Linked DNA regions of Mus musculus: regions 1, 2 and 3 are each linked to region 4. The links are chromatin loops, found by intact Hi-C in ENCODE. Cell type or tissue: heart. All regions are shown on one strand. Region 1 overlaps Ngdn (neuroguidin, EIF4E binding protein). Region 2 overlaps Pabpn1 (poly(A) binding protein, nuclear 1). Region 3 overlaps Rnf212b (ring finger protein 212B). Region 4 holds the start of Thtpa (thiamine triphosphatase).

Region 1 (8,000 bases), 74 kb before region 4:
TGTCAGTGAGACTAGCCCAGTGGTGCTGCTGACATGTACAATGGCAGGGTGGTCCACGGTCACAGAGTCCTGTGCACTCGGATGTCAGAAGCTCGGAGACTGCAACACTCTTAGTCTTTGAGCGACTTTTGGATGCTTCTCAAGACCCAGCTCGTATCCATGGGAACGCATCTCACGACCTCCTGTGGATGTCCGAGACTGTGCTGTGCGTGTTTCTCTGTGGTCTTTAGTCTTCTGCACAGCTCCAGGGTTTAGCTGTCTTTCCACATTTTATGCCCTTGGGCTGCTTTTCGTCACTACTCTCATGTATATGTTGGGGATGGAAAATAGGGCTTTCCTGGAACAAAAGCTCCTTGATAACTGTGACAGTTGACCTGGGGTGGCTGCTAAGTGACTGGTAGCATTTGCATTGTGGGTACACCAGGGAAAGGGTGACTCGTGGAACATGGGCTAGTTGGGAAAGACATAACCTGGTAAGGAGCCTTAGCTGCCCCTTCTGATTCTTTGGCTAAAACGAAGACTATCTCTTACTGTTTTAACTCAGGGTCTGAGCTTCTTGGAAGTGAAAGACCAGCTGTTGCTCATGTACCTTATGGATCTGAGCCACCTCATCCTGGACAAGGCCTCTGGAGCATCTCTGCAGGGACACCCTGCAGTTTTGAGGCTGGTGGAGATTCGCACGGTATGAGTCTTAGTTTCTAAGGCGTGCACTTCAGGGTTCTTATGGGAGTGAATGGTCTCCTTTTTAAGTAAGGAGATGTTTTCGTCCACAATTGCTCTACTTTGTGAATGTTTTAGTTGCCTTATCTGAAACAACACATGGATGCTGGTGTGTGCCTGATTTAGGAAAGAAAATGTAATCCTTTTAAATTATCACATTGTAGGTTTTAGAAAAACTTCGTCCTTTGGACCAAAAACTGAAGTATCAAATTGACAAACTGGTCAAGACGGCAGTGACAGGCAGCCTCAGTAAGTGGGAGAGCCGTCCTAAAGTTGTGGGGTCACTGTAGAGTTCAAATCTTGTAAACTTGGATTTCCTGTTTCAGGTGAGAATGACCCGCTCCGTTTTAAGCCTCATCCCAGCAACATGGTGAGCAAGGTAAGGCTTGTGTCCGCCAGAAATTAGCCCTGTGCTGTGCTGACCCTGACCTGCAGGGCCCGCTCCAGCTTGTGGCTGGAAATGCTTCACCCGACGTGAGGCTTCCTTCCCTGGTTCATGGCTCCATCTTCTTGTGGTGCTCCAGCTCTGGGTGCTTTGCTCACCTGTCCCCTAAAGCTTCCTGAGCTTGCAGGAATCACTTTCTTTTGTAGTTGAGCTCTGAGGATGAGGAGGAAAGTGAAGCAGAAGAGGGCCAGTCTGAGGCCTCGGGGAAGAAATCGGCAAAAGGCTCAGCTAAGAAATACGTCCCGCCACGCTTGGTTCCAGTACATTACGGTAGGAGTTGTGGCTGTCCCTCCTGGGTGGGAGTTTTGTTTCTGTTCTCTTTTGCCTGTTCCAGAGTAACTCACGTGGATTTTCATCACACAGATGAGACTGAGGCTGAGCGGGAGCAGAAGCGCCTGGAGAAAGCCAAGAGGCGGGCGCTGAGCAGCTCTGTCATCCGGGAGCTGAAGGAGCAGTACTCAGACGCCCCAGAGGAAATCCGGGACGCTCGACACCCTCACGTCACTCGCCAGAGTCAGGAGGATCAGCACAGGTCTGAGCTCTTGCATTTAGAAATTCTCTCAAATCTATAGAGCGCTGTCCTCGCGCTGTGTGTGAGCACGATTACGTGTGGCCCAGGAAAACCAGCGTGATACAGAAGGTGGAGAGAGACGCTTGGGTGGCGCTTTTACATTGGTGAGGTTGAAGAACAGATAAGAGCTAGAGGAAAACAGTTTGTTTTATTTTGTTTTGTTTTGTTTATTTTTGTTCATTTGTTTTTGTTTTTTCTACCTACTGAGGCTCAAGTAAACTCTATGTAAAGGAAAATATCATCAGTTCTTCATGTGGGGCTTTAGTAGGCGGCCTTTCCCCATCAACGTCACAGGTCTTACTTTGGGTAGAAAGCGGTAAAGACAGGTTCTGTACGGTGCTGCAGTCATTATACGCGTGGTAGAACGGTAGACAAACAACTAGCCTGAAACTAGCTGGTTAGTGTTGCTAGGTGCAGCTTTTATGGCTGATGGTTTTACAGAAGAGCCCATCAGGAGGCCTGTTCCACGGAGCGGACCGTGAGAACTCTCTCCTATAAACACTGTTGTTGTGTTTGGACCGTAGATCAATCCCTAGCAGAGAGGGGATCCCAGCAGAGAGCATTTTAGTGAGGAAGTTGGCGACCGAACATCCTCACACATCCTTAGCTAAGAATGGTATTGATGTGTGCGCATCCTGGGGACTCTGGATGAGAAGAAGAAGTGCTGGGTCTAGGTTAAGAAGAAGTGCTGGGTCTAGGTTAAGAAGAAGTGCTGGGTCTAGGTTAAGAAGAAGTGCTGGGTCTGGGTTCAGGGTATTGTCTCCCTATCCTTGTCTGAACCTCTGCAAACTCTTTTTCCGGCAGGGTCAACTATGAAGAGAGCATGATGGTGCGCTTAAGTGTTAGCAAGCGAGAGAAAGGACTGCGAAGGCGAGCGAGCGCCATGAGCTCCCAGCTTCATTCCCTCACACACTTCAGTGACATCAGTGCTCTGACAGGGGGCACTGCTCATCTCGATGAGGTAAGAGTAAGGTACGGTGGTAGCAGGAGCCGCCATGTTGTTAGCCACACGTGGGCTTCATATAGAAAGCCCGGGCAAGGGTGCTGGTGCTTAGAATGCGGGACTATTCCTCGCTTCTGTTGTCTGCAGGACCAGAATCCTGTTAAAAAGAGGAAGAAGCTACCTAAAAAAGGCCGGAAGAAGAAAGGTCAGTGACCCAGTAGGCGTTAGGTGCCACGGGAAGTCTGAGTTGGCATGCCATCTCTCAGGAACTTGTCTCAGGTCTTGTCTGTCCCTTCCATGATAGTCACTAATCTCTTTAGGTTGGCTTTTTTTCTTTTTTTCTTTTTTTCTTTTCTTTTTTTCTTTCTCAAGCTTGAAATCATTGTCTCTCACAAGGCAGTCTCTGCATTATATTTCTGTGGCCCCACAACTCACATTTCAACTGTCTGTAAATAGAAGTATAAAAACATCACCCGAGGAGATGGCTCTCTAACTGCTCATGCTCCTGTGAGTCCTAGGACAGAGAGTGCTGCCTCAGAGCACACACACACACACACCCCGGCCTCAGAGAGCACACACACACACACACACACACACACACACACACACACACACACACCCCGGCCTCAGAGCACACACACACACACACACACACCCCGGCCTCAGAGCACACACACACACACACACACCCCGGCCTCAGAGCACACACACACACACACACCCACACACACACACCCCGGCCTCAGAGCACACCTCCTAGAGCCCTTCTCTGCCTCACTCTTGGCTCCCTTCTGTTTCAGGTTTTCGGAGGCGCTGGTGATGTGGTGCGCTTACACGTGTACTTTTGGTCATCCTGGGATGCTTCTAACTTCACTGTGTGTAGGCGTTTGCCTTGGAAATGTGGAAAGTGCTTTACTAAATAATAAAATTAATTTTGTTTACGAGTGAAAGACATTTTTTGCCATACATTGTATGGTTGGAATTGCCGGGCGCGTGGGCTGTATTCAACAAAAGGATGCGGAAAGGGAAGACGATGTTTTGGGAGACTTAGAGAAGCTTGGTTTGCTGTTTCCTTTGGTAATATATTTTTCCTAGAAATTGGGAAATGATTATTTTACAAAATAGAGGCAGGATGAAGTAATCTGCCTCCCTGGCCCCAGCTCCCTGCAGGAGTTTAGAAAATAAAATAAAATCACATTGGTTTCAGCGTTTGTTGACCTGTCCAGCTTGGCCACCAGGTGGCATTAGTGGCTCAGGAAACTTGTGGTCGCTTGATAAACTAAAAGCTAGGTAGGTTGGTTCTGCCCCACTTTTCTGGACTCATCTCTTCTAATGTCCTGCTCGTAAGAGCTGATCTGTGCTCAGTCCTGGGAAGGATTTGTGAAGAGCAGCTGAAGTGACAGGCGGAGAGTCGGTGTAGGCATGACGACGTGGGGCTTCTCTGCCACTCCTCCATGAGACCTCAGTTTACCTGGGTCAATGAATCCAGCCCTTTTAAAAACTGTGTAGGGCTGGTGAGATGGCTCAGCGGGTAAGAGCACTGCTTTCTCTTCTGAAGGTTCTGAGTTCAAATCCCAGCAACCACATGGTGGTTCATAACCACCCATAATGAGATCTGATGTCCTCTGCTGGTGAGTCTGAAGTCAGCTACAGCGTACTTATGTATAATAATAAATCTTTGAAAAAATTAAAAAACTGTACAGCTGTCCTCAAGCAGGGCACAGAGTCCCTAGTGTGACAGCTCGGAGAGTGGGCACCCTCCAGGAGCTGGAGCCAGACCCAAGCCAGGATCCACATCTGAGCTCTCTGCAGAGAGTAACCTCTGTTGGTGAGCGTCTCTATAAACCCACCCTCCCCATGCCCCATGGACTGATTTCGGAGTTCTACTGGTCATTCTGATTGGTATAAGAATCAGCCAACTACAGCCTGGTAGAAGTTGGAACACTAGACTTATGGTTGCTCTACTAACTGTGGTCATGGTGAAATCATTTAATATTTTTGTCCTTTACTCTTCCTCAGCTAGAAACACAAGTGTGCTTGAATCCAGGGGCCACACCTCATTGGGTAAGAGTACCTGCCTATGAGCATGAACTTGAGTTCTGGTACCCAATACTCACATGAAAAGTCACGAAGTAGGGTCTGGCATGAAGGCTTAGCAGGTAAAGGTGCTGGACAACCTGAGTTTCATCCCTGGGACCCAGGAGGGAACTGACTCCTGAAAATGTCCTTTAGATGTCACATGCCTATGTCCCCTCCCCACAAAATTTGAAAAGAGTAATATAAATAAGTCAGGCATGGCTATACACACCTATAACCTCCTCCCAGCATTGTGGCTAACAGAGACAGGATGGGTGAGGCTTGTGGCTGCCAGCTCAGCTCCAGGTGCAGTGTGAGGGACAGTGTAGAGCAGAGCACCCATGCTGTAGGCTCTGGCACGCACACCTGCACATGCAAACACAATTAAAAACATATATATATAATTTAACGTATGTGAATACACTGTAGCTGTCTTCAGACACCCCAGAAGAGGGCACCAGATCTCATTACAGGTGGTTGTGAGCCACCATGTGGTTACTGGGATATACTCAGGTTCTTTGAAAGAACAGTTAGTGCTCTTAACCGCTGAGCCATCTCTCCAGCCCCATATCTGAATCTCTTAAGATTACTTCTGTATCAAGGAGTCTTCGGTTTTTGTGGATTACCCCAGGATGCGCTTGCTTCTGGGGCATCTTAGTTCCCGATAAATCTGAGGGATCCTGTGTGCCCCAAGACCTCAAGTGAGTCTAAGCAAAGAGCTCTAAGGGCAGATTAGAGCACGTGCCTTTCCAGCTGAACAACCTAGACAAGTGAGCTAAGGCATGCTCTGAGAGCTAGATGTGGTGGCACATGCCTGAGGCTAGCCTCTCAGGAAGGAGGCAGAGGCAGGAGGAACACAAGCGTGTGGCCTGTCTGCACTACAGAGCAAGTTCAAAGGCAGCCTGGGAAACAGCTAGAGCCTGGCTTCATCTTAGTGTTGGGGATATAGCTCTGCTTACACACACACACACACACACACACACACACACACAGAGAGAGAGAGAGAGAGAGAGAGAGAGAGAGAGAGACATGGCCCTGGTATAATCCCTAGTGCCATAGGGTAAGGATAAATAAATAAAAATGTCTTGGTTAGAACCATCACATTCATGTTATGGTTTAGATTATTGCATTTGTTTCTGGTTTACTCCTTTGGAACAGGATCTCAAGATGGTCTAGGCTGGTCTTGAATTTGTTAGGAATTGTCCTTGAGCTCTTGATCTCCTGCCTCCACCTCCTAAGTGCCAGGGTTACAGGCAGCTACCATCATGCTTGGCTGCTGCTCCTAATTTATTAAGATGTGAGCTTACTTCCTGCCCCATCTTTTTTAGAGGCCTTGCCTTCAGAGACTACAGTCCATACTCTGGGTCTTGGTATATCAGTAACCAGAACAAATTTCTGTCATTGTGGGCCTTGTAGTTAATCTGAGTCTTCAGTTCCAGGATGTGGGGTTTTTGTTCGTTTGTTTGGTTGGTTTTTTTTTTTTTTTTTTTGGCTTTTTGGCAGTACTAGAAAAAGACTTCCAACAACTACAAGTGTTTTTCTGAGGTTATTTATATCAGCATCATTAATAGATTATATTGTTTGACAGAGTTTTAGGGAGGTTGTTGATGTGAAACAAGTTGAAATAGGGTTACTCTTATTGAGGTAGGGGTGAGGCACCTTAGAGTTCCTTACTATTAAACTCTTTTCCCTAACTCTCCAAGGAGCCTGGAGAACCTTTAGTCCTCCAAGTGTTGGTTTGCAAGCCACGGTTAGCACAGCAGAGCAACAGAATTTAAGATCAGGATTGCAAGGCTTAGGCCTGTTCTGTTGCTTACCTTTGTTCTGTGTTTCTGTTCAGGCTCAATTCTTTTCTTTTTCTTTTCTTTTTCTTTAAACCTGACAAGCTTTAGCTTCCGCCTCAGTTTTTTTCATTTTAGGGAGTCGGGAAGAGACTTTGACAAAATCCTGGGTTTTGTTTTTGTTTTTTTGTTTTTTTATTTTTTATTTTTTCCTCCAAGTCTTTGTGTTGTTAGTTAGGGTTTGTTGATGAAGGTTTGGGGCAGTGTAAGGAGCAGCGACCTGGTTGCAGCTGACCGGGTTTCAGCACCGTGGAGAGCTCAAATGCCCTCATTGCTCTGCCTCGGGGTATGAAACACACACACACACACACACACACACACACACACACATACCCTTACAATGGTGTGGGTAGACCTGTCCTCCTTCAGCATGCAGTTCCTCTGTCATCTCCACTTGACTGGTGCAGACTGAGCTAGAGATAACACAGTCTGGAATGTCCCTGAGGTCTGTTTGCTCCGTAAATGCCAGATTCATCCAAGGCTACTGTGATGAGGTATTAGGGAGACACTAACTACCCTTTGCCCAGGACTAAACCTAGTCTGCACAAGATCTTTACCATTGCTTGGGGAAAATTCTGTCCCCTACTTTTCTCACAGGTCCTGGAGGAGACTTAGGTTGTGTTGTTCCTTGGCCATCTTACCGTAGCCTGTGCATGCAGACAGGCATCGCGACGCTGGCTCTCTGCCCAGTCCTGCTTTTGTGTTTCTTTGATCTCATTGTTCAGAGGGTCTCAGAGAAACCCCAAGAGCCATGCCTTTGCATGTTTAAGCTATTGATGCCCTGTAAGAAGTGTATTAAAGGTCCATCTTGAACAAATTTGGGTCAATAGGTGGCAGTAGTCGCTGAGTCCTGAGGCCCCGGCACCCCCTAGACACAAGCAAATTTGATAGCCATTATATTTAAGGATGTGATAAAGGAAGTCACATTAAAATAAAAATGGAGAGGAGATCGGTCCCTTTCAGTGGGATCCAGGAAATGCCAAAATGTGCTAGATGCCTTCTGTGGGGTGTTGGATGTGGACAGGTTGAGCTCGGCCAGTGAAGGGTAGGAAAGGCCTGGGCTTTGGGACATTTAAGATGTGAGTATTTAGGGTTATTCCTGCTGGGATAAGGCTATGTTACATGAAGACCAGAGTAGAAAGAAGAGAGCAGTATAGGGAATGAGAGAGAGAGAGAGAGAGAGAGAGAGAGAGAGAGAGAGAGAGAGAGAGAGAGAGAGGAGGGTGAGAGGTGGGGGAGCTGTGTGAAGGGACGGAGGAAAGGGTGGGCTGTGGAGGACTGCAGTTGGAGGGGGAGGGGTAGGCTACTGCAGTATGGAATCTGTCTAATGGGGGAGGGGAGGGGAAGATATTGGTCTCTGCTGCAGCTGCATTGGCTCCCCTCCCCCACCCTTCCCAAGGAGCC
Region 2 (8,000 bases), 200 kb before region 4:
GACCATGAACTTAGGTTCCCCTGTCTCAGCCTACTGAGAAGCTGGGATTATAAACTGTTCATTATACTCAATAATGTTTAGAAGTTTTTAAAATGTTAGCATACTATACTTCCAGTTAACTGTATTACAAGTTGGGTTTAACCTGTAAGCTCTTTGTAAAGTCTGATAAAATGGCCAGATTATTCTTTCCAGGTTTGCATATATAGAGTTCTCGGACAAAGAGTCAGTGAGGACGTCCCTGGCCTTAGATGAGTCCCTGTTCAGAGGAAGACAAATCAAGGTAAGCATAGTGCCCTGGCTATCCGTCCTGTACAGAGTCTCTGGCTTGACTCCAAGCCTTTGTGTTCTCTGTCCTTTTCAGGTGATTCCCAAACGAACCAACAGACCAGGCATCAGCACAACAGACCGGGGTTTCCCGCGCTCCCGATACCGTGCCCGGACTACCAACTACAACAGCTCCCGATCTCGATTCTACAGTGGTTTTAACAGCAGGCCCCGGGGTCGAATCTACAGGTCAGGATAGATGGGCTGCTCCTCTTCCCCGCCTCCCATGAGCCCTTAGGCTTCGTTCTCTCCTCACCTGAGGACCCTTACTCCCTTGTCCTCCCTTTGGTTGCAGGGACTTGGTCCTGCTTGTGCAGAGTAAGGAAATAGTGGCAGGCCAGTTCTGGGTTTTCTTGAACAGAAACTGATGAGGGTGGATTTGTTCTGAGACGTTTCCTCCCTCAGCCTTCTTTTGGGAGTTGGTGGCAGTGAGAGTTTATTTGCCCTGAGCTGTGAGGAGGCCTCAGGGTAGGGAGAGCACTGTTTGGACTTGGTTATTTTTCCCATGTGTGGAAGGATCCAGCTCCTGGCTGGTCCTCCCACAGCTGCGTGGGAGGACTGTTCCCAAGGTCAGCTGTCTGATGGGGCCTAGTGGCTCCAGAGTGTGGCTGGGCTTCATTTACTTCTGTCCTTGCATTTCAGTCCCACATTAAGATAAACCCTGCCTTTTTAGCAGATAGGGTTTAAGTGCTGTGGAGCACTGGACAAACAATGGATCCTTTTTCTTGTCCCTCAGTATCTTAGATGGATATTTCCTTGCCCTGTTTCCCATGTCAAGGCCCCCCAGTTTGCCATTTGTGTTATTCCTGGATTGAGGCCTCACTTTTGAGGTGCTCCCTTCAGTCACTGGGGCAGTTGCGGGCCCATGGGGAGGGTCTTGCACTGAACTCTTTAGTAACCCTGTTAACACCTAACTCTCCTTCTTTCTTCCAGGGGCCGGGCTAGAGCGACATCATGGTATTCCCCTTACTAAAAAAAGTGTGTATTAGGAGGAGAGAGAGGAAAAAAAGAGGAAAGAAGGAAAAAAAAAAGAATTAAAAAAAAAAAAGAAAAACAGAAGATGACCTTGATGGAAAAAAAATATTTAAAAAAAAAAAAAAGATATACTGTGGAAGGGGGGAGAATCCTATAACTAACTGAGGAGGGACCTGCTCTGGGAGTAGGGGAGGCCCAGGGCGCGGGGCAGGGGCTACAGAGTCCCTCTGGGGATTCGCCATGGACACATCTCAACTGTGCAAGCTGCTCCCTGTTTCCCTGCCCCCCTCCATCCTCTCTGGGCCTGCTCAGGGGTAGGTGGGCTCGGGTGGTAGGAGGGCTTTTTTTTACCCAGGGCTCTCTGGAAGGACACCAAACTGTTCAGCTTGTTCCCTTCCCTCGTCTTCTCCCTGCCTTTTGCAGTCCCCGCCTGCCTGCTCCTGTCCTACCAGGTCTCCGCCCACCCTACACCTCTTTCCTCCGGCTCCCTGCCCCTCCAGTTTGCCTGGTGATCTATTTTGTTTCCTTTTGTGTTTCTTTTTCTGTTTTGAGTGTCTTTCTTTGCAGGTTTCTGTAGCCGGAAGATCTCGCTCCCAGCGGCTCCAGTGTAAATTCCCCTTACCCTTGGGGAAATGCACTACTTTGTTTTGGGGAGTTTGGGGGTGTTTTTGTTTTTCAGGTGGTTTTGTTTTGTTTTGTTTTTTTCTTTACCTTTTTTTTCCCTTTTATTTGGAGGGAATGGGAGGAAGTGGGAACAGGGTGGTGGGGGTGGCTTTTGTTTTTTTGTTTTTTTTTAACTCATTTCCAGGGGATGGGATTTTTTTTTTTAAATAATGTGTCATGAATAAAGTTGTTTTATGAAAAAATTGGCCCTTTGGATGTTTTTTAGTATGGGGGGAGGATTGGTGTTTGAGAGAGGGTTACATTTGTACATTAAGGTAGAAGGTAGAGCTAACTATAATGTATTCAGTTGAGGATGATTGATTGATCTTGAGCAGAAAAAAAACGGCCCTCAAGAGTGGCCGTTGTAGCAGTGCTGGGATACAGGCAGGCGGATCTCTTGAGTTTGAGGCCATCCTGGTCTACATAGTTACAGGGCGGGCAGGGCTATATAGCGAGACAACTGAAAACTGCTCAGGTGAGTGCAAATGGACTAATTTCTAAATTTGGGTCTTATTAACCCTGATGTCTCAAGATGGACTCATGCAAAACAAGGACAACTTATGACCCCCCTGTGAGCAGGCTTACTGTCACCTTTAATCTTAGCACTCCAGAGGTGGAAATTGAAGGTGGAATTGCTTGTCTAAATTGCAGGCCGGGAGGGGGGTTACAGTTTTATATTGTAAGTTCTGACTAAAATCTTGGGTACTATATTACCTAACGTAAGACTTGTGTTGTCAAGAAGAGACTATTGATTTTATTAGTGAGTTGTGCCTGTGTGTACCATACTGTATTTGCCCATCCTGTGGAGGCCAAAAAGAGATGTAAGAATTTGTGGAGCTGGTAAGGGCTGGAAACCAGATCTGGGTATTCTGGAAGAGCAGTCACTGCTCTTAACCACTGAACCATTACTCTAACCCAGGATGTACTCCAGCCTCAGGATATCCATCCTGCCATTGCTAGTTCTGCTGATGACTTGGTCTCATCCCCTTGAGAACCAAGCTGTTCCATGAGGCTCTAAAGCCTCTTTTGTTTTTTCTTTCCTTTCTTTCTTTCTTTCTTTCTTTCTTTCTTTCTTTCTTTCTTTCTTTCTTTCTTTCTTTCTTTCTTTTTCTTTCTTCCTTTCTTCCTTTCTTTCTTCCTTTCTTCCTTTCCTTCCTTCCTTCCTTCCTTCCTTCCTTCCTTCCTTCCTTCCTTCCTTCCTTCCTTCCTTCCTTCCTTCTTCCTTTTTTGGCTTAAAGGTGTGTGTCACCACGCCCGGCTGCCTCTCATGTTTCTTGTGTTAACAAGAGTGTTAACCAGTGTATTTTTGCATTTAACCATTGTACTACCTCTTGTTTAAGTCCCTTTCTTGAGATAAAGCTAAAATATATGATCTCTGGATACTTCTGCAGAGGCTGGTTAACAGGAAGCAGTCTACAATTCAGTATTAGAATAATAGGAGCTTGAGTGTGGTGATTGACATAGGACTAACCTCACGGCAAGAGAACTAATTGCTTATAGATCTGAACTAGACAGTATGAGGACTTGTTTTTCTTTCTGTTTTGTTAAGAGGACAGGAGACATGTCAAGAGGACTACTTTGTGAAGTTCTGGGGATCAAATCCTTGTCATGTTCCATAGCATGGGTGTTTACCCACTGGCTATCTGGTTTGGTCGTCAAAAATGAGAAAGTGAGATGTGATGCTTGCCTTTAAGCCCAGCACTTGGGAGGCAGAGGCTGGTAGATCTCTTTAAATTCCAGGGCAGCCTGGACTACATAGTTCCAGGACAGCCAGAGCTACATAGTGAGACTCTCAAAAACAGAAGAACCCAACAGTGATTGTGAAACACTGAAATTGTTACAAATGAATACTGCTCTGGTCTCGCGTATCCACTAGGGGGCACTAATTGGTTAGTTCTGAAAGATCCCTAGAAGTTGTTTTGAGACAGGTCTCACTTGTAGTCTTGGAAGGCCAGGACCTGATCCATGTGGAGACCAAACTGACTTAGAACTCATGAGATCTGCCTACTTTAACCTCTGATTGCCACGTTTTAAGGTATGTACCACCACTCCCAGAACAAATTAGTCTTTGTGAACTCTTTTGGATGTTTGATTTTGAGATAGTTGAACTGTGTCAAGCCCAGGCTGGTTTGGAACTCAGATTCTCCGACCTCTGCCTTCCAAGTGCTGGGATTTCAGATGTGCACCACCATACCTGGCAGATGAGTGGTTTTTTTGACCCCTCTGTGGTCTTAATTCTTTTATGTCCACTCCATTCTACTCTATCATGTTTGTTATTTTCTCCATTCTTTTACTAACTGGGCAACTCATTTGTCCTTGTTGCTAAAAAGATGTGTGGTACCACCAATAAGCACAAACCCAGAACTAAGTAAGGCCTTTCCCTTACCATACCCTAGCCATACTGTCTGCCACATTTGTATCATGCATCTGATAGGCATTCCAGTTGAACTTGTAGTGTTTTCATGTATGATTTACACTGATTCTCTGGCCTCAGCAAGTATTCGCTAGAGCCTTAGTAAGGCTTATGGCTAGCCTAACATCTCTGTCAAAATCATGAACATGGTGTAACTGAGGAGAGGTCAAAATGATGATGAAAAAGCCATAATACATATATAGTGTAAATGAAATTATACCAGTTAGGGTGACAAAGTGTTCTTTTTAACAAGAGACCGTTACAGAAAATCACAACCGATCAAAACGCAGAAAACGTGTTTGTGGGATGCCCAAACCCAGTGGATCTATCTACACAACACAGTTCCTACAAAGCTCAGGGAATATCACACAGATGGGGCAGAAAGACAGTAAGGACCAGATGGATCAGGAAATCAGTTGTGAGACTGTGTCTCCTAGAAATGGTATGGAAACTTCACCCATGTATGATACTACCTCAACCAAATGGCTATCTGAATAAGATATGAACAAGTATGACACCAATAGACACACTAACATGGAAGCGGTGAATTTCATGGGGACCCAGGCCTAGATAAAGAACTACAGGCAACTAAGGAATGCCGAGAGTGGGAGAAATGGGTTTCCCTGGGATCAGCACCCTAATTGGTTATCCAATACGAAGTGGTCAGACCTAAAATCATATGCATACAAGTAACACTTAAGACCAAGAAGGTTGGGCTGGAGAGATGGCTCAGTGGTTAAGAGCACCGACTGCTCTTCCAAAGGTTCTGAGTTCAATTCCCAGCAACCACATGGTGGCTCACAACCATCTGTAATGGGATCTGATACCCTCTTCTGGTATGCCTAAAAACCAACTATAGTGTTCTCACATAAAATAAATCTTAAAAAAACAACAACAACAATAAAACAAAAGTCTGAGAAGGTTGTACTTAACGTATTTAAACGTGTGTGTATCTAACATTAAGAAAGCCAACATTGCCGGGCAATGGTGGCGCACACCTTTAATCCCAGCACTTGGGAGGCAGAGGCAGGCGGATTTGGATTTCTGAGTTCAAGGCCAGCCTGGTCTACAGAGTGAGTTCCAGGCAGCCAGGGCTACAAAGAGAAACCCTGTCTCGAAAAAAAACAAAGACAACAACAAAAGCCAGCATTTGAGAGCTGGGGGCTATATGAGAGAGGCTGGAAAGAGGAAATGGAAGGGGGAAATGATGTAAGTGAAATCCTGTCTCAAAAACAAAACAGATCTCCAATTCAAGCCAGGGGGGCTAGTGCACAGCTTTAGTCACAACACTAAAGAGGCAGAGGCAGGCAGATCTACTTGAGTTGGAGTCCAGCCTGGAGCCATGAACTTCATTCAAAGTGTAACCAGGTACCACGGCCTTGGAGCTTTGGTCAGAACAGTAAAGTCCTCTTTTAAACAGTTTTATTCCTGTCTCCCACTAAACTGCAAGCTCCCCGAGCACTCTTAGTGTGCCTGCCATTGAGTATGTGCCTAAATGCCGGTTCATGTTGTGGGTGGCTCTTGTCCTGGACAAGACAGTTAAAACAGTGATATCCCCTTCCCCTCAACCTCGGTTTCCATTTCCTTCCCTGTGCTTTAGAGGCAGGAGCGTGGAAAGACAATTGTCATTCTTAGACAACCCCAGTCTCGGTAGTTTATTCCTGTTCATCATCGTGGTGAGCTGAAGAGCAGGAGGACGTGTGTGACCGGCGTTCTGTTGTGGAGGGAGGGCACATAAAGAAAAAAGGGGTTCTGGGGGGGGGATAATTTCTTGTCTTGTTTTTGTTTGTTTGTTATGTTATGTTTTTGTTTGCTTTTGAGACAGGGTTTCTCCATGTAGCCCTGGCTGTCCTGGAACTCACTCTGTAGACCAGGCTGGCTTCCAACTCAAGGAGATCTGCCTGCCTCTGCCTCTTTAGTGTTGTGACTAAAGCTGTGCACTAGCGCCCCCGGCTTGATTTGGAGATCTGTTTTGTTTTTGAGACAGACAGGATTTCACAATGTAGCTGTGACTGTCCTGGGACTCACTAAGTAGACCAGGCTGGCCTCAAACTCACCGAGATCTACCTGCCTCTGCTTCCTAAGTGCTGGGACGAAAGGTGTGCACTACCATGGCCGGGTATGTGTTTTTCTAATACCAATCAGGTTCGAGAAGTTCTGCCTTAACAAGTACTGGGTTGTTTTGGCTTATCTTCCATCAATCACAGTCTCACCATAAACACTAAGAAAATTCACCATATCTGCTAGGCATGCTGATATATAGCTTTAATCCCAGCACTCAGAAGGCAAAGACAGATGGTTCTCTGTGAGTTTAAGGCTAGGCTGGTCTACATAGTAAGTTCTGGGATAGCTGGAGCTACATCAAAAGAAAAAAAAAAAAGATACATCAACTGGTGAAGTTCCCGTGCCCTTTTCCTTCTCTAGGCTTATTGAAAAGCACTTCTCAAACAAGTATCTACTGAGCATTTCCCAACTGTGGGTTCTGTTAAGGATGTTATGATTGTAATAGAAAAATAGTAAAGATCACTCTGTAAAGTGATCTTACTGAAGGATGGGGTCAGTTTGTCACACCTCTGTTTTGTGTGTCACCAAAAAAAAAAAATTTGCAAAACATCCCTAGGTTTCCATTAAAATTTGCTCTTCCATTTAGTATAGGGGCGGGGAGGTGACTCATGCAGTAGTCAGAACCACTTGCAGGACTGGCTTCTCTCCTTGTACCTTGTGGGTCGTAGTGACTGGGTTCCGGTGGACACAGTCAGGAGCACTTTTACCCCCTGAGGCAAAACTGAGAAATCCATCTCTGTTGCTTACAACGGTGTCCTGTGAGTTCTAGCTGCTGGGGTGAAAGGTGAGAGCCAGCATATCTGGCTACTAATTTTCTAAAATTGTTATGAGGAGGTACACACATGTCATGGCTCAGGTGGACAACCCTGTGGAGACAGTACTGTCCTACCTTTATGTGGGGTGCAAGGACAGAATTCAAGTTGCCAGGCCTGTGCAGCAGACACTTTTACACACTCAACCATATTTCTGGTCTAGAAGTGTAATTAAAAAAAAAAAAAGTATGTATGAGTGCTCTACCTGCATGTATACCTGCATGCCAGAAGAAGGCATCAGATCTCATTATAGATGGCTGTGAGCCACCATGTGGGTGCTGGGAATTGAACTCGGGACCTCTGGAAGAGAAAGTCAGTGCTCTTACCCGCTGAGCCATCTCTCCAGCTCAGATGTGTAATTTTTATATTGCTCTTCTATTCTGCTAGCTTAATACCCTTGTAGACTTTTTTCAAAATGAGCATCTCACACTGTAGTCCCAGCTAGCAAGGAACTTAATGTGTACACCAAGTCGGCTTCAAACTCACAGAGATCTGCCTGCCTCAGTCTCCCGAGTGCCATATTAAGATGTTTTTGGGGCTGGGGAGATGGCTCAGCAGTTAAGAGCACTGACTGCTCTTCAGAAGGTCCTGAGTTCAAATCCCAGCAACTACATGGTGGCTCACAACCATCCGTAATGAGATCTGACGCCCTCTTCTCGTGTGTCTGAAGACAGCTACAGTGTACTGAAATATAATAATAAATAAATCTTTAAAAAAAAAAAGATGTTTTTGCCAGGGAGCTTCTCCTG
Region 3 (8,000 bases), 260 kb before region 4:
GACTCAGAATCCTCTGTCCCAGTCTCCTGTGGTCCAGGACTACCACCCTATCACCATCCCCAGTTGAAGGAGACTCTTCATTATTATTTTACTTGCTACCTTGTCCCTTTCTAGATGGCTACATAGAACAGTGCTTCCCAGAAGGATATAGAAGACTTTGGAGGGTTGAAAGCATCAATAGTTAGCACATTTTGACCATTCTGAGATGTCAGCGAGTCGTGCTATTACTGATGAGAATCCCTCATTAAGAAATGTATTTCACCTTAACATTTCTTTTGAAGAAGTCCAGAATACCTCAAGATCTTTTCCTTGTTTGTTTGTTTGAGATTGAGTCTAGAATACCCTCAGCTTTGAACTCTTTTTTTCAAGGCCTGTTTAATATTATTGCTGGTGTATGTATGTGTGTAAGATGTATGATGTGTATGTGATGTGTGCATGAGTGCAGTTGTCTGTCAGAGGGTACCTTTAAGGAAGCAGTTTCTCTTTCCACGGTAGGAATGAGAGATCAATGCAGTCAGGTCTAGCAGGCGTTTTTCCCAACTGAGCCCTCTTACTGAGCTGGCTAGCCTGGACTCCTGAGTTTCTTGCCTCCCTTCCTCAGTACTGAGACTACATGTATGTGCTGTATGCCTAGCTCCCCGGTATGAGTTTACAAAAAGAAACGAAATTTTTATTCTCTCAAAGCTAATAATTTTCTAAGGAAACAGTTTTTTGTCCTTCTGTTGGCAGCCTTAGCTAAGGGAGTTTGCAGGTAAATTATCTAACAAATCAGTCTAAAATGTACTAATTAGAACCCTTAATTATAGCTTCCCTTACTTCATTTTCCACCTACAGGGATCTCCAAGCTGCTACTATGGAAGCAGGTGGGTTTCTAACACACTAGCCCTCTATCTTGAAATCTTCTGATTTGTTCTCCAAAACATTTCCAGTTTTATAATTGTATATAAGTATATGATGATATGCCACATGTGTACTGTATGTAATGAACAATTTATGATATCTGGCATTTCTCTCTTCTTAACCCTTAGCCATTTTCTTCTGTTGGGAAGCTTTTGGCTAGTTTTTCTTGATTCCTAGTTGTGTGACTCCATGATGGATAAAATGGTTAATGAATTGATCATTTACTTTCCTGAGTCTCTGACAGAAGTGAAATATTTTTGTCTTATTTTTTGTGGTACTGGGGGCTAGGGTCTTGCAAGTACTTTGCCACTGAGCTAGTGTACTCAAGAGCACCCCCTATTTTATGGAGAGGGGACTCTCACTATGTAGCCCTAGCCATCCTGGAACTTATGGAGATCTGGAGTGCTGGGATTAAAGGTACATACCACCATGGCTCCTCACCCCACCCTTCCAGTCCTCTTTTTACTAAACAGCCTCACAAAGTTACCTAGTTTGGTTTTGAACTAGTGATCTTGACTCAGCGTCCTAAGTAACTAGAATTACATGTGCCACCATGCTCAGCTCTGAAGTGAAATATTGATTGTAATGCCCACCCTTGATTATTGTCTTATACATTTCTACTAATCCTTCAAGAATCCAACATATATTACTTTCTCCATAATGACTTTATCAAATGGAGTTGGAATTTGTTCATTCAATAAATATTCATTCAGCAATACTACTAAGTACTGTGACTGTGCACAACAGCAGACAGACAGTCTGTGCCCTACCAACTACTAAATATTTTTAATGGTGAATGTATTAAAAAGACATAGCACTCCTGAAGTTACAGAGGTTACTATCAGTATTTCAATTTTTTTATTTTTATATATGCATTATAATACACAACCATTGTTGTGCTTGGATTTGCTTGGTTTTTCCTTTGTGGTCCTGGCAAGTCAAATCTCAAGGCTTACTAAGGAAGCACTCTACCACTGGATGGTATCTATCCAGGCCTGAGTCTTACCTTCTCTCTTAGTAGCCTGTGAATCACTCATAGCTAATTGTTTTAGTCTTAAGGTATAGAACATAGATATGTTTGTTGAATGGCTAGCTAGCTGGCTGGATGAATGGATGAATGGATGGATGAATGAATGAATGAATGAATGAATGAGTAGATGTAAAGTTGAGAAATTTGGTAAGATGCTAGTGTAAGAAGGAAGAAAGAAAAGACTCCAGAATTAGTCTATGAGAAAGTAGAGGAAGGTTCCACTGGGGAAATGGAGAGTAAAGGGGCCTCACAAGGTCCCTTGACTTCTGAATGCTGTGGCAATGGCTTTACTGCAGTGGAGGAAGTACTCTATGCTTAGAGGAGAAGCTGCTGTTCCATTCTTTCTTTCTTTTCTAGACATAGATGCTCAGAAATGAACTGGGGTCCCTGCTCTAACCACTCAGCCTTTTCTCCAGCTTCAAAGCTACTGTTTTTATAATCAATGACTGATTGACTCTCTAGTGTGACCTCTAATTCTGATCCATGCGATCAAAGCTGCCTTCTTTTTGTTTTCTTGTAGGTTAACCACACCTCGACCCGTGGGTATTACTTCCCCATCACAGTCAGGTGAAAAACAAAAACTAATTCTTTCCAGATATCTGTGTGAGACGAGTAAATATCTTTTCCTCATATGGAAGTTGTTTTTTTCCTCAGAGACTATAACATGATTTTGCTAACTTTACATGATATAGCCAGATAACCGCTCAAAGCAAATTAGCCAGATGAGGCAGAGTATATACTAACGGCAATTTTCCCTACACTTTGTGCTCTTTCAGTTGCTCCACGACCCAGTTCCCACCATAGCAGCCAAGTAGTCAGGTGAGTAGAAAGCCTATTATTGAACATTGTAACTGTTAACAAAGTTGGAAGATGAATGAGGTGGCTCGAAGTGGAACTGAAGAGAATTACTGCCAAGTCAATGTAACACCCATTTTTGTGTTTGTTTTTGTTTTGTTTGCATTCTTGTTTTGTCTCATTTTATGTAGTCGCTCTTCTTCTATGGAGTCCATCCCTTACACAGTGGCTGGCATGGGTCACGTGGAACAGGTAAGTAATGATCATATTATTTTTCTATATTAAGGTTTCTAATGCTTACTAAAAGCAAGGCTGTAATTCAATAATCTTACATTTATATTGGTTTTGGCACATCTTTTCATGCCATATGGAGCCTATTTTGGATACTCAATATTAGAAAATGACACAGAATTAACAGTGGTGACTGTAGTGTAAGTGTTCAAGAATTGAATGCACAGTATCTGCCACAGGCATTTTTGAAGTAAAAGAGCATAGGTCCCTCTTAAGACCAATTCACACAATGTGAGAGAATAATACATGTGTGAATGAATTGTTACTGAGAAACAATGGGGAGCTGGGAATATAGAAAACCAGGGTAGAGTCATTAATGGTCATTATTTTTCTGTCAGGGAAGCAGAGGTCTGCACGTAAGGAGCACTCCTGGAGACTCTTACACTGGTGAGAGAGGGTAGGGGAAGTATCTGAAGTCTGTATGTTCTGCCAGATACCAGAAATTTCTAGTGTCCTATGCATAATATAATGCTGTTTTAATTTTTTCCTGAAAAGAAAATGATTCCAGGTAGTCAACCATGGATTACAGTTTTTCAAGTAATGTTTTTTGTTTTTTGTTTTTTCTGAAACAGGGAGGGAGAAAATAAAAAGTTGACGATAGCCATTGAAAACCTGATCAAAGGCATGGCTCAGTGGGTAACAGCCTTCTAATCCAAGTCTGGTTCCCCCAACAAACAGAAAGATGGAGAGATGGCTCAGTGGTTAAGAGCACTGGCTGTTCTTCCAGAGGATCCAGATTCAATTCCCAGCACCCACATGGCAGCTCACAACTGTCTGTAACTCCTGTTCCAGGGCAACCAACATCTTCACACAGACATACATGCAGGCAAAAAGACCAATGCCCATAAAATAAAAATAAATAAATAATTTTTAAAAAGATGGAAGGAGAGAAACAACTAAAAAGTTTTCTGGTCTTCACATGTGTACCATAGCACAACAGTCTCTCAGTCTCCCTCTCCCTCTCTCCCTCTCCCTCCCCCACTCCCCCTCCCCCTCCCCCTCCCCCATCCTTCTACCTCTCTACCTCTCTCTGTCTCTATCTTTCTCTACCTCTACTTAAAAAAAAACAAAAACAAAAACAAAAAAACCCAAAAACCTCTGATCAGAATAACTTAAGCAGTTTGAATTTTCAAAATTGCCACAAGATGGCAGTAGAAATTAAGTCTAAAAGGAAAGCTAACAAACTGAATGTCTTCTGTACGATGTGATTTATTTCTGCTTTCCTGCACCATGACACACATGTGAAGGTCAGGAAAAACTGTGGAGTCACTTCTCTCCGTCCACGTTTGTGTGGGTTCCAGGGATCAAACTCAGGCCATTCGGTTTGAGCAAGTGCTTTACTACTCAGCCATCTCACTAGCACATAAAGTAGCAGCTTATAACCTGAAAGGTGTTTGCTTGTTTTCTTACTCTGCATTAAAGGTAAAACATGGGCTTTGTTTGTAGTAACAATGTTTTTAAAGTCTTGTTTTGTCTGTTACTAGTGCAGCCACTAGGGTTTTCTTGTTTGCTTTCTTCATGGAAGGCCCTGTGTATAATGGGCTGGGGATTGAATCTGGGGACTCAAGCATACTCCCACTGAGATAAATTCACAGTCTTTTTCTTCTTTCCTTCCTCCCTTCTCTCTTTCCTTGCTTGCTTTCTGCTTTCCTTCATTTTTTTCTTCTTTTCAATCAGTGCTGGAGATCAAATGCATACTCAGCAAATGTCTACCACTGTGCTCTATTCCCAGCTTGTTTTGATTTTATGTAAATTTTTCTTCTAACTTAGTATGTGTACACATGACTGCATACCAAACCATGGCATCTATGTGGACGTAAGAAGACAACTTTGTGGAGCTGGTTCTCTTCCTCCCTTAGGTGGTTTCTAGGGGTTGGATCTGGGTCTCCAGCTTACGTAGCATTAGCTCTGATTTTCTGCTTTTTAATTGGAAACTTTAACACATTTATAATTGCTCTAATTGCTAATAAGAAAAAACTGCCATTTTGCTATTTCTTTTATAAATGTCATCATTTTGTTGTTAATTCCTTTATTACTGCCTTCCTTTGTGTTAAGTTGATTGTTTTCTAGTGTAGCACTTTAGATCTCATTATGTCCTTTACCATATTCAAAACTGTTTTGAGATTACAGCTAACATAATTTATAAAAACCTGGTTTAAGTTAGTACCACATTTAACATCAATACTTACCAAAATGTCATAGTTTTGTTAAATTATATACTCAGCAACACAAATTTTAAGTTACTGCATTATACAATTGTCTTTTAAATCTGATGGGGAGAAGCTACCAAGAAAAATGCACTTAAACTGTCTTTTGTTGTATTTACCTATATAATTACCTTTTCTGCATTTGAGTTACTAATTAGTGTCCTTTCATTTCAGCCTGAAAGACTCCATTTAGTATTTCTTATAAGGCAAGTTTGAGAGTGATAAGTTCACTGTCTAAATTTTTGTTTATATAGGAATATTTTAATTCCTCCTTCAGTTTTGAAAGATCGTATTATTGGATATAAGTTTCCTTCTGGTTGATAATCTTTGGGAACTTGGAGTGTTCTCTAGTCCCTGGTGTGTCTGATGAGAAAGTCAACGCTAATCTTGCTGAGTATTATTTGTGATGAGTGACTTCTCTCTTGCTACTTTTAAGACTCTTTGCCAGGGAGAGGGCACGTGGCCCAGCTGGTAGAATGCATAGGTGACATAAAGCCATGACTTGATCACCAGTAAAGTGGATTTTTGTCTTTTATGTAGTCCAGAGGTTAACTTTGGATATCTTCCTCAATTACTACCCGCCTCACTTTAAAACATGATTATTAGCTGGGTATGCTAGCACACACCTTTAATCCCAGCACTTTGAGGCAGAGGCAGGTTGATTTCTGAGTTCCAGGCCAGCCTGATCTACATAGAATTCCAGGATAACCAAAGATACATAGAAAGACTCTGTCTCAACACCTGCCCCCAAGGAAAATGTTTTAATTACGTTTACTAATTTATTTAGTGTGTATATGTATGTGGGTACAAATGAGCCACAGTGTCCGTGTAGAAGTCAAAGGACAACTTTTTTTTTTTTAAAGATTTACTTATTTATTATATGTAAGTACACTGTGGCTGTCTTCAGACACTCCAGAAGAGGGAGTCAGATCTTGTTACAGATGGCTGTGAGCCACCATGTGGTTGCTGGGATTTGAACTCTGGACCTTCGGAAGAACAGTCGGGTGCTCTTACCCACTGAGCCATCTCACCAGCCCCCAAAGGACAACTTTTGAGAACTGGTTCTCTCCTTCTACCATGTGGGTTCTGGGGATTTGACTCCAATCATCAGAGTTGGTACCAAGTGCTTTACCCATTGAGCCATCTTACCAGCCCAGTCACCTTAATTCCTTCCTTCCTTCCTTCCTTCCTTCCTTCCTTCCTTCCTTCCTTCCTTCCTTCCTTCCTTCCTTTTCTTCCCCTCTCTCTTTCTTTCTTCCTCCTCCTTTTTTTTTTTTTTGAAACAGGGTTTTACTATGTATCCTGGAACATACTCTATAGACCAGACTGGCCTCAAACTCCAAAGATCCACCTGCCTCTGCCTCCCCAGCACTGTGATCAAAGTATTCACTACCATGCCCAAATTTTTAAAAATTTATTTGATAATTTCCTACTTATGAAAATACTTGTGTATCTTGATCATACATATGTATCTACCCTCAATCACCTCACTCCTTCCTCCCACTTTCATGTTCTTTTTAAAAATACATATAACCAAGCTGATGAGATGACTCAGCAGATAAGAGCACTGACTGCTCTTCCAAAGGTCCTGAGTTCAAATCCCAGCAACCACATGGTGGCTCACAAACACCCATAATGAGATCTGATGCCCTCTTCTGGTATTTCTGAAGAGAGCTACAGTGTATTTATGTATAATAATAAATCTTTAAAAAATACATATAATCCACTGGGTCCAATTAGCCCTGCCAATATGAACATAGGCAACCTACCTGCCATATCCCCAAAGAAAAATAATGCCCCTTCAATTGCCAAGAACTCCTCAGCTGGGATGACGTTTCCTAGTCCTTCCCACTCCCTGTCCATAGTGGAGTTGTTTACAGGTATCATCCTGTTCAGGTAACCATTGCTGTTGGAAGTTGATAAATGCAACACAACAGCATGTCCTCCCCACTCTCAGGGTCTTAGATTTTTTCATTCCATCTTCCTTAGTGTTTCCTGAACCTTGTGCAGCTCCATTTTAATTTGTTAGACAAGGTCTCTCATTTAAGCTTGCCATTTCTGCTAGACTGCCTGGTTCAAAATCCTAGGGATCCAACTATCTCTCGTCCCCTCCAGTGACAGGGTTACAAGCTCACACTACAATGCCATGCCTGGGATGGGTCCTGGGGTTCCAAACCCAGGTCCTCAAGTTTACATAGCAAGCCCTTTACTAGCTGAGCCATCCCTCCTCCCCTACCTCCACAGTACTAGTTCTTTCTTGTATAATTTTCTTTCTTGATTGGATAAAGCACTATTCTCATCCTTTCTTTTAGCATGTTAATATAAGGGAGGAGTGGGGCAGAAGGGACTCTAGTGCTAGAGCACACATGTGGCAGGCAGAGGACAACGGTTGGGAGCCAGTTCTCTCTTTCTCTCTTTCTCTCTCATGGGTTCTTTGGATCAGACCCAGGCATTTAGGCCCTCAGGTTTGTGTAGCGAAGCAAATATTCTTAAGGGCTGAACAGTTCACCAAGCCATTTTTGGTGCTTTAGACATAATTTACTTGCCTTCTTTAAATGTATTTTAAAAGGGTGTTTAGATCTTTGTAAAATTCAGTGCTGGATTATTTTTTCTTTATATGTGCCATAGTCTTTTCTTTATATGTCACATGACTTGCATACTTTGGCACTTAGTCATCTAATTGACAACTGTTCTTTGAGGTCTTCCATTTGTATAGCCTCAGGGTTCGTTCACGGTGAGAGCTTAGGCCTTTCCAACTGTCTCCTGCGTTTGTGCAC
Region 4 (8,000 bases):
AGAGCTTGAGGTAGAGTCCCGCTTGCTGAAACTAATTCTGATTTCCTTAGTGATCGGTGGGCAGGAAAGGTGAGGTGGTCCTTTGGAAACTACATCTCCCATCATGCACCAGGCCCAGGATGCCAGGCTCACGCTAAGGCTCGAGATCTTGGCCGATTCCTGGGCTCCAGGAAAAATGCAGGATGAACAGCGGGCAAGAGGAAGCTCTCTCTTCTCTTGCCCACCGGGTTGGGTCGCACGTAACCTAACAGACCTCTCAGGCCTAGCTTGTCATCGGCACCGCCACACCGGTCTAATATGGCCGCTAGTGCTGGGACCGGTCTCGCGCGTAAAGAGCCTGGACTAAGGTCCGGAGCCGGAGACCGCTCCCGGCATTCCTCGCGGGTGTAGCGTGGGCACCCTTCCCCCACTTCCGGGTCCCGGGAGAAGGAGACCCTGGGGTCTTGAAGAGTGTCCCGAGGTACCGCTGTTTGGTGCTAGGCGAAGAATGGCAGATCATCCTGGGCAGTGAATCACTGGCCTTGGGTAGCAAGGTGTAGCGAGAAGATAGGTCATCAGCATTACGGCCTGTTTGCTAGGGAGCCTTTTGGGTTATCAGTAGTAGGATTTAACTGGAGACTTGTCACCATTGTTGCAGCCCGCAGAGACCTCCAAGTAGAGCCCTGTGAACCTGGAGCAGAGCTCTGGGACAGTGTATATGCATCTTAAATTGATCCAGGACTAGTCCGTCTTTGCTGACTAGTCCTCACCTTGAGCACTCAGTGAATACCTGGCAAACAGGGTTGCAGGTTAATATGGCCCAGGGCTTGATTGAAGTGGAGCGAAAGTTCGCTCCAGGGCCTGACACGGAGGAAAGGCTGCAGGAGTTGGGGGCCACCCTGGAGCACCGGGTCACCTTCCGAGACACATACTATGATACCTCTGAGTTAAGCCTTATGCTGTCTGACCACTGGCTGCGACAACGAGAAGGTAGTGGATGGGAGCTCAAATGTCCTGGAGTAACAGGTGTCTCAGGACCTCACAATGAGTATGTGGAAGTCACATCGGAAGCTGCGATTGTGGCCCAGCTCTTTGAACTGCTCGGGTCTGGGGAGCAGAAGCCTGCAGGTGTGGCTGCTGTCCTGGGCTCGCTGAAGCTGCAGGAGGTGGCTAGTTTTATTACTACGCGAAGCTCCTGGAAGCTGGCCTTATCTGGAGCCCATGGACAGGAGCCTCAGCTCACAATAGACTTGGATTCAGCGGACTTCGGCTATGCTGTGGGTGAGGTAGAGGCCATGGTGCACGAGAAGGCTGAAGTCCCGGCTGCCCTAGAGAAGATCATCACCGTCAGTAGCATGCTTGGTGAGGGAGACAGGTCTTTGTGTGCGCAGCATGGTGGGGGAGGGAGGCAGGCCCTTCTATGCTCAGGAACATGGTGGGTGAGGAAGACAGGCAGGCCCTTTGGGCTGTCCTTTTTTCTCACTTAACCTCACTGCAGGTCCTTACTGAGCCATAGAGGAGTGGAGGGAAATCATTTTTGTAAGGAAAATTGGTTTTTTGTTTTGTTTTGTTTTTTCGAGTCAGGGTTTCTCTGTGTAGCCCTGGCTGTCCTGGAACTCACTCTGTAGATCAGGCTGGCCTCGAACTCAGAAACCCGCCTGCCTCTGCTTCCCAAGTGCTGGGATTAAAGGCATGTGGCACCTTTTAATTATGTGCTTTTGTTTTTTGTTTTTTGTAGAGATTTTCTTGAAAATCTAATTTGTTTACACTTTGATAAGAATCCTTTCCAATTCTTTAGTAGCTAATTTGGATTTTATTCTTCCCGGTTCCCAATCTTCATCCTGGTTATCACTTAATTCTCCTAGTTCTATTTATTAGGTCTCTGCTTTGATCCTTCCCACAAACTTCTCTTTTCTCTTTCAACTTCCTACATGGTTATTATTCCCTTGGCTCTTTCTGTGGTCTTCTATGTAGCCCAGGAAAGGCCTTAAGCTTGTGGCATTACAGGTGTAGGTAGCCACACCTCGTTGTCCATGCTTTTGGCTGAGCATGACACTGGTATGGGGGGCGGGGGCAGTGGTGAACTCTTTGTCAGATGTTTCTGTTTCCATGCCTAGTTCTGAAATAGCTCATCTGCACACTTCTGAGATTGTGCACTGCACTGGGCCTGACAGCCCTGGAGGGCTGAGCCTCCTTGGAGACCACCCGTGGAGTTTCCCTGCTGTGGGTCAGCAGGCTGCTGTCCATTAGCGATGTGTGCATCAGGCCGTTAGAGTTGAGGTTCTGTGAACGCCACTCGCCACTCCACAGCCCCTGCTTTCCTCTGTTTCCCATAGCACTTGGTTATCTTCTGTACTCCGCTGCCTGTGCTCCATTACCAAGCTAATGAGCTTTGGCTTGCCTAGATGGGCTTGAATCTTGATTGGGAGAAAGCGGTAATAAATGAAGTGAGTTGGCTCCCCTGTCTCCGTGGCACAGGATGCTTCTCTACCATTTCTCATTGCTGGAGGAGAGGCGCTTGGGTGGCTTTCCAGCCACACAACCCGAGTGGGTTTTTGCAGGGAGGTTTTCACTTCTGCAGGGAATGGGTGGGTTGGAGAAACTGCCCTGATGGCCTCTGGATTTTTAGTACTGCCTTGCAGACTTTGGAGTCCTGGCTGGGTAGGCAGGGAACAGAACCGAAGCATGTCCGAGGGCTCCACCTGCTTCTTTCCTCATTGTCCTCTTGCCCGCAGGAGTGCCAGCACAGGAGGAGGCACCAGCCAAGCTCATGGTATACCTACAGCGCTTCAGGCCTCTGGACTATCAGCGCCTGCTAGAAGCAGCCAGTTCTGGTGAGGCCACAGGGGACTCAGCATCCTGACAACAGCGTTCACTTTCCAAAAGGGAAGGTAACTCTGAAGCCGCCATTCACATCCGGACCCACGGTGCTCCTTTCCCTTACAACGGAGCCACTTTCCCCTCCAGCTCTGCCTGGTCTTTCGCCCACTCTGAGCTATCCTTCCTGGAGCCCTCCCTGGCTGCTTCCCTCATCCGTCAGATGCAATCTGTGGGCCGCCCCTCTCCCCTGGCCGCTAAGCAGCCTCCATTGATTTCCGCTCGTGTTTATAGGATTTCCACTTAGCCGTGATCAGTAGTTAAGCACAGGAAAATCCCTTGCCACCCCCCCCTCCCTTGGTCGATGCCATTGATTCTGCCAGAGGCTCTGAAGCCGCCTTACAGCTGAGTTAGAGATGAGGGGAAACAGCGGGGATTTCCCTGCCCTGGGGTGTAGGGAAGAGCAAGAAGGTGGGGAAAAGGTTAGGAACTCCTTAAGGGATCTAGAAATTCAGGGCCTGCTGCTGTGCCGGGAGGGTAGAGTGCTCAGTGTGGCAGTTTAGAGAGAACATTTGCTCTCCAACCCAGAGAGGGGTAGAAAGAAAATGGTCATTGTTGAGACCGGTTCCTAGGGTTTCAGGAAGTCATACTTCCTGTGGAGAAGGCACCACCCTTGCTCTTAACACATTTTTTTTTCTCTCAACTAGGTCAAAACAGGCCTCTCTTCCCTTCTCACGCTTCATAGACTTTATTTGTTGGGGAGGAGGCAGGCTCTCTATATTGCCTTGACAAATATAGGGTCTGAGTGCCACCTGCTGGTGGCCCTCAGGGTTGTGTCCCAAGCTGAGGGTGCAGAAAGATTTGAGAGGAGCCGAGGCAGTTATGAGGCAGGCAAGCTTAGGGAACAGGTTAGCAGCCTGGAACTCCACTTGGTTTGAGCTATGCACACCTCTCATCTCACTGCCACTTGGCATCTTAGGACCCTCAGCTGCACGCACCATGCACACACATTCTTCTAACAGTGCAGCCAGGACCCCGCCTGTATCGAGTAGCACTTAGAGCCCACTTCAGACAGTAAATCTCTCTTTCCCCAGCAGCCATCAAAACTCCCCTTCTGTGGACAGTTTTATTCAAACACTTTAGGACATACCCCAAAGTAGGGAGCTGATTAGGCCTAAACGGGTTTGGGGTAACCTGTGATCTTTGGGTGACCTTTTGAGGAGAACTCCCTATGGACCGTCCTATGCCTGTGCAGAATGAGTTAGCTTATGATTAAAGTCAGCTGCATCATGGGAAGGGTTACGCACAGAGAAGAAAGGCTGACAGAATCCAAGCCTGTCAATGAAAACAGAGAATCACTCAAATTATGCCACTTCACAGCTAACACCTTCGTTCCCTGAGACTTTATTAAAGGAACACCGGGTGACTGCCCTGGGCTCTTAAGACTGTGGTCATCACCCGTTTACAGAGCACTTCTAATTTGTACGCTCAGTTTGCCTTTAAATAAAGTTTACTTCGCCATTTACGTGGGTCTTTATTTCCGTTCCTTGAACACCAGGAGCCTGGAGACACCCAGGCCAGACACTGACCACAGTCGGTTACTGCCACGTCTCCACAGGCAAGTTATCCACCTCAAAGATCTCCTGTACTGGCTGGCCAGAGTGGTTGTAGGTGAGGCGCAGCTTAAGTCGCAAAGGTGCCTAAAAACAGGCAAGCAGAGACCAGGGTCAGGTCTCCTATTGCTTCGTCCCTCTTACCCGCAGCGTCTGACAACTCACCTGGTTAGGATTGAGGATTCTGAAGACCTGGGTGATGGGAAGACCACCCTGAGCTGGAATTGTGTTCCCACTGGGGGCCTGTAACTGCAGCTGGAAACTCTGAACATGGGAGATTTGGGCAGAGCATTGTAAGGCCCCTGGGCTCAGGCAGTCCTCCACATCCCGTGGCTCCCAAACATTTTTGGATAACACCCCAATAACACAATCACTCCTTTCCCATTATACTCTGCCTCCCACCCTCCTCCATTTCTTTCTGGCCTCTTCTCCTGAAATTCCCTGGCTACCTCTGAATGCTATTTTTTTTTTTTTCTTTTATTGAAACAGTGTAGCTCAAATTGGCTTCAAAGTCACTATGTTAAGGCAGGTTGGCCTCAAACAATGAGTCCCCCTGCCTCAGGTTTCTAAGTTCTACAATTACAGGCACCAACTATCACACCTGGCTAAACCCCACTGTTTTCAAACCTTGGGCACAGCTGCCTGGCAAACGAAGTGGGTAACATCCTCCTTTGAGGAGTTGGTGGTGGTGGCAGTGACTAAGAGCAAAGCAGGGGTCTCCAAGGGCCGCATGAAAGAAAGATCCAGCTGTAGGCCCTCACGCTCAAACACTCTGACACTGGGGATGGGAGCTGGAGAAGGGAGAGAGGCAGCTCAGTGCATGGGCTTAAGATAAAACACCCAGCCACTCAGCCAGTAAAAATGGAGTGAGCCAGTCTTGACCCTGCAGCTGCCCCGGATCTAATGATAAAAGTAGACAAGCTAAGGCTTGGGCTGGCCATCTAGTTGGGGAAAGAGAAACATCGAACGAAATACAAGATAATCATGGCCGTGATGAACCAAGTTAAACAGGAGAGGGTAGACAGATGGCATTTAGCTGAAGAGTGAGTAGTATCCGCTAGTAGCAGTCCTTTTGGTGTTGGGTAAAGAACGTGAAATGTTAAGGGTTTGAGGTGGAAGGCTTTGGGGAGTTGAAGAGACCAATAGAGTGGGCAGTGGGAAGTGATAGTGCAGGCTGGAGTGGAAACAGGCCTGCAGACTGGGGTGAGAAGTACAAGTACATTAAAGATGGGACCGCCATGGACCTTTGCCTACTGAGATGGGTGTCCCTATCCTTGGCTCAGAGAGAGAAAAGACCCATTTCCACCCCACTTCTATAATGTTTCTCCCTTAGCTGAGGCCTACCTGGGGGTGGCGGTGTACAGGGAAGGTCAAGGAGATGAATTAAGGCTTCCCCTGGGGAAGGAGTCTGAGGAGGAAGATGCTGGGCATGCCCAGAAGAGAGAGGCTCTGAAGTGTCACCCAGGAGATCCAGTAGATCTAAGAGTTTGGTGGCCTGGGAAAAAGGGCAGGAGGTCACGGCAGGGTGTGAACACCCACATAAGTCTTCTCTACCCAGGTCCTCCCACCTCCTCACCTGGGGTTCTGTGGGGGCAGGGGCTGTCACTTCCAAGGGCTGGGCTTCCGTTTGCTTCTCCTTCCCTCCCTCTTTAACGTGGGGGTCACCACGCTCTACAAGAGGCATCTTTTCTAGGATGGCGGCTCTGAAGGGATGGAACGCAAGGGTTCCTGTATGAAGCACATGCTCTCACAGAAGCATTTGGGAAGAAGACCAAGGACACAGGGCGGTGGCACACAGGGTCACAAGTGCCGTCCTGGCTTCCTAAGACAGGAAGCCAGTTGCTGGTCTTCCGACAACAGATGAGGATGGGAAACCAGCTTGCCATCCACTATGGATGGGAGGTGAGTCGTTCCCCCCCCCCCCCCCAAGAGAGGCTCTGAAGAGCGCCCTGGGAGTAGAGAGTCTGAAGTTCTACCTGCAGGCCTCAGGACACACCTCATGTGGTCGTACTTCTGGAAGAGTGTGTTATACTCCACAGCCCGCTGTTGCAGCTCTAAGTCCACACAGCTCCCGTAGATGGACACCACCTGGCGAATACGACTGGGCCACCGTGTGGCCTGTGAGAGGCAGTGGCGGTCGGCCTGCTCTTCCACTCCAGGATGAGAGGGAAGGGAGAGGCCTCACAGAGTAAGGAGACCCCTGATATATGTGGCTCAAAAGCAGATTCCTAAGGCTAGGCGGGGAGAGGGATGCGTGCCTGGGGACTTAGTAGGCCTGGCGGAAATGACATCTTTAAAGGGACGGGAGCTCCCTTCTTACTTGTTGTCTCCCCGGAGTCGGGTGCTCAGCTTCATGAGGGCTGTGATGGCGTAGCCCCGAGTGGCTGGCAGGGACATATGGGACTGCAGCACCTTTTCCAGCAGTGCTAGCACGTCCTCTTCTTCCACCTTCAGGTGTGGACAATAGGTCATGTCTGTCCTGGAGAATCCTCCCCAGGGTATCACTCACTCCTCAGGTCTCACCTGAAAAGGCTCCGTCTCCTCACAGTTACCTTCCAGCAGGAGGTCCCCATACTCGCCAATGCACCAGGCTGCCACCTGAACCAGTGGTTGCTGGATGGGAGATGAGACACTGAGGGGCTGGTCTTGGGGTTGGGGCAGGGGGTGAGGTCCCCTCTTCTAAACCCTACGATGTCTCTTTACTGCAGGGCAAAGAAGGTTGGGTTGGCAGGGTAGAGGAGGGAAATTTAAGTTTGGTAGCAGGCTCCATCTTAGCATTTTTGGCTACTAATGCCCTCTGGTGGGCGAGTACCAGAACTACATGGCTTGACCACATGACAGAGCCCTGAGAGGCTCTCATAAGAAAACAGGGATGGTTTCTACTTACTCTACTTAAGTTGACAAAGGGAGTTATGGATATCTTAGGGTGGCCCCTGTTAGTCCACTGGACACTGAAGGTAATAATATAAATGACTGTATGTGCCAAACTTAATATATCTCATGTGATCTCAAAGACAGCCTGAGAGGTAGGCATTCTAGAAAGTTGAGGACATGGAGCCTAAAGGAAATAAAAATTATTTATCTGGAGATGCAGCCTGTAGTCACCAGGGGCAGGACAGAAGCTTAAGTAAAGGTGGGCTTGGTCTTTGGCCATCTTCTGTCAATTCCGCATGTGGGGAAAAGCATTCAAATTTGAGAAGGCTGGCCAGCTGGACCTAGGGAGACAGGAGTGATACCTGGGAGATATCCTCTGCTAAGGCACTGTAGAGACGGCGCACAGAGTAGGTATGCAGCTCCTCGGCCTCTCCAATCAGCTGGGTCAGGTTGGCCACTGCGTCATCCCTCACATGGGCTCCTGCCTGGAGAGGGGTGGATGTGGCCAAGTCAGCGTTCTGCCAACTCCTGCCCGACTCCCTGCCTGGCCCCCTCTTACCGTGGTCAGCACGTGCAGGATGGTGTCTATGTGCCATCGCTTGCTGGGAGCAAACCTAGGGGACATGGCTCATCAGTGCTGTCACTGCCCCTCCCCAGGCCGCAGCCTCTGACTCGAAGCCATTTGTCACTTACCTCTCCGCAGCCAACAGAATGCCT

The links. Hi-C counts contacts between places; a loop is a spot of excess contacts. Peaks named below come from ENCODE experiments on the same cell type or tissue, not always from the same donor. Only the 100,000 strongest peaks of a DNase experiment are listed, where the experiment ranks them.
Region 1: a loop joins it to region 4, with 5 times the contacts of the local background. A loop is called at or near these places in 26 of 42 quality-filtered maps.
Region 2: a loop joins it to region 4, with 3 times the contacts of the local background. A loop is called at or near these places in 18 of 42 quality-filtered maps.
Region 3: it touches region 4 in a loop (4-fold over the local background); 5 of 42 quality-filtered maps call a loop at or near these places.

What each region holds. Positions count from the first base shown.
Region 1 is chr14:55,020,510-55,028,509 of GRCm38, forward strand. It overlaps Ngdn (neuroguidin, EIF4E binding protein), which reads left to right. Exons shown (of 11, transcript NM_026890.2): 4 at 545-682; 5 at 885-969; 6 at 1,047-1,099; 7 at 1,312-1,435; 8 at 1,529-1,697; 9 at 2,541-2,697; 10 at 2,827-2,884; 11 at 3,480-3,629. The coding sequence ends at 3,499. Among named protein-coding and RNA genes, the nearest start is that of Ngdn, 9.1 kb to the left of the region's middle. In heart, CTCF peaks have their summits at 3,913 (motif pointing right), 5,205 (motif pointing right) and 7,433 (motif pointing right); no DNase peak of the experiment used is centred here; H3K27ac peaks cover 126 bases.
Region 2 is chr14:54,896,760-54,904,759 of GRCm38, forward strand. Pabpn1 (poly(A) binding protein, nuclear 1) reads left to right here. Exons shown (of 7, transcript NM_019402.2): 5 at 193-280; 6 at 362-513; 7 at 1,258-2,168. The coding sequence ends at 1,297. Among named protein-coding and RNA genes, the nearest start is that of Pabpn1, 6.6 kb to the left of the region's middle. In heart, a CTCF peak has its summit at 3,824 (motif pointing right); a DNase peak (open chromatin) is centred at 3,752; H3K27ac peaks cover 443 bases.
Region 3 is chr14:54,839,433-54,847,432 of GRCm38, forward strand. Rnf212b (ring finger protein 212B) reads left to right here. Exons shown (of 15, transcript NM_001370899.1): 7 at 835-863; 8 at 2,451-2,497; 9 at 2,707-2,749; 10 at 2,917-2,977; 11 at 3,355-3,403. Among named protein-coding and RNA genes, the nearest start is that of Homez, 21 kb to the right of the region's middle. In heart, a CTCF peak has its summit at 4,168 (motif pointing right); no DNase peak of the experiment used is centred here; H3K27me3 peaks cover 261 bases.
Region 4 is chr14:55,094,666-55,102,665 of GRCm38, forward strand. It overlaps Thtpa (thiamine triphosphatase), which reads left to right and starts at 119. Exons shown (of 2, transcript NM_153083.5): 1 at 119-1,341; 2 at 2,715-4,330. The coding sequence starts at 795. The coding sequence ends at 2,842. Ap1g2 (adaptor protein complex AP-1, gamma 2 subunit) reads right to left here. Exons shown (of 22, transcript NM_007455.5): 12 at 7,977-8,000; 13 at 7,843-7,897; 14 at 7,646-7,768; 15 at 6,933-7,022; 16 at 6,730-6,857; 17 at 6,406-6,510; 18 at 5,986-6,112; 19 at 5,754-5,904; 20 at 5,037-5,200; 21 at 4,575-4,673; 22 at 4,170-4,496. The coding sequence ends at 4,395. In heart, CTCF peaks have their summits at 3,622 (motif pointing left) and 7,209 (motif pointing left); DNase peaks (open chromatin) are centred at 286, 3,666 and 7,076; H3K4me3 peaks cover 1,734 bases; H3K27ac peaks cover 2,312 bases; H3K27me3 peaks cover 327 bases.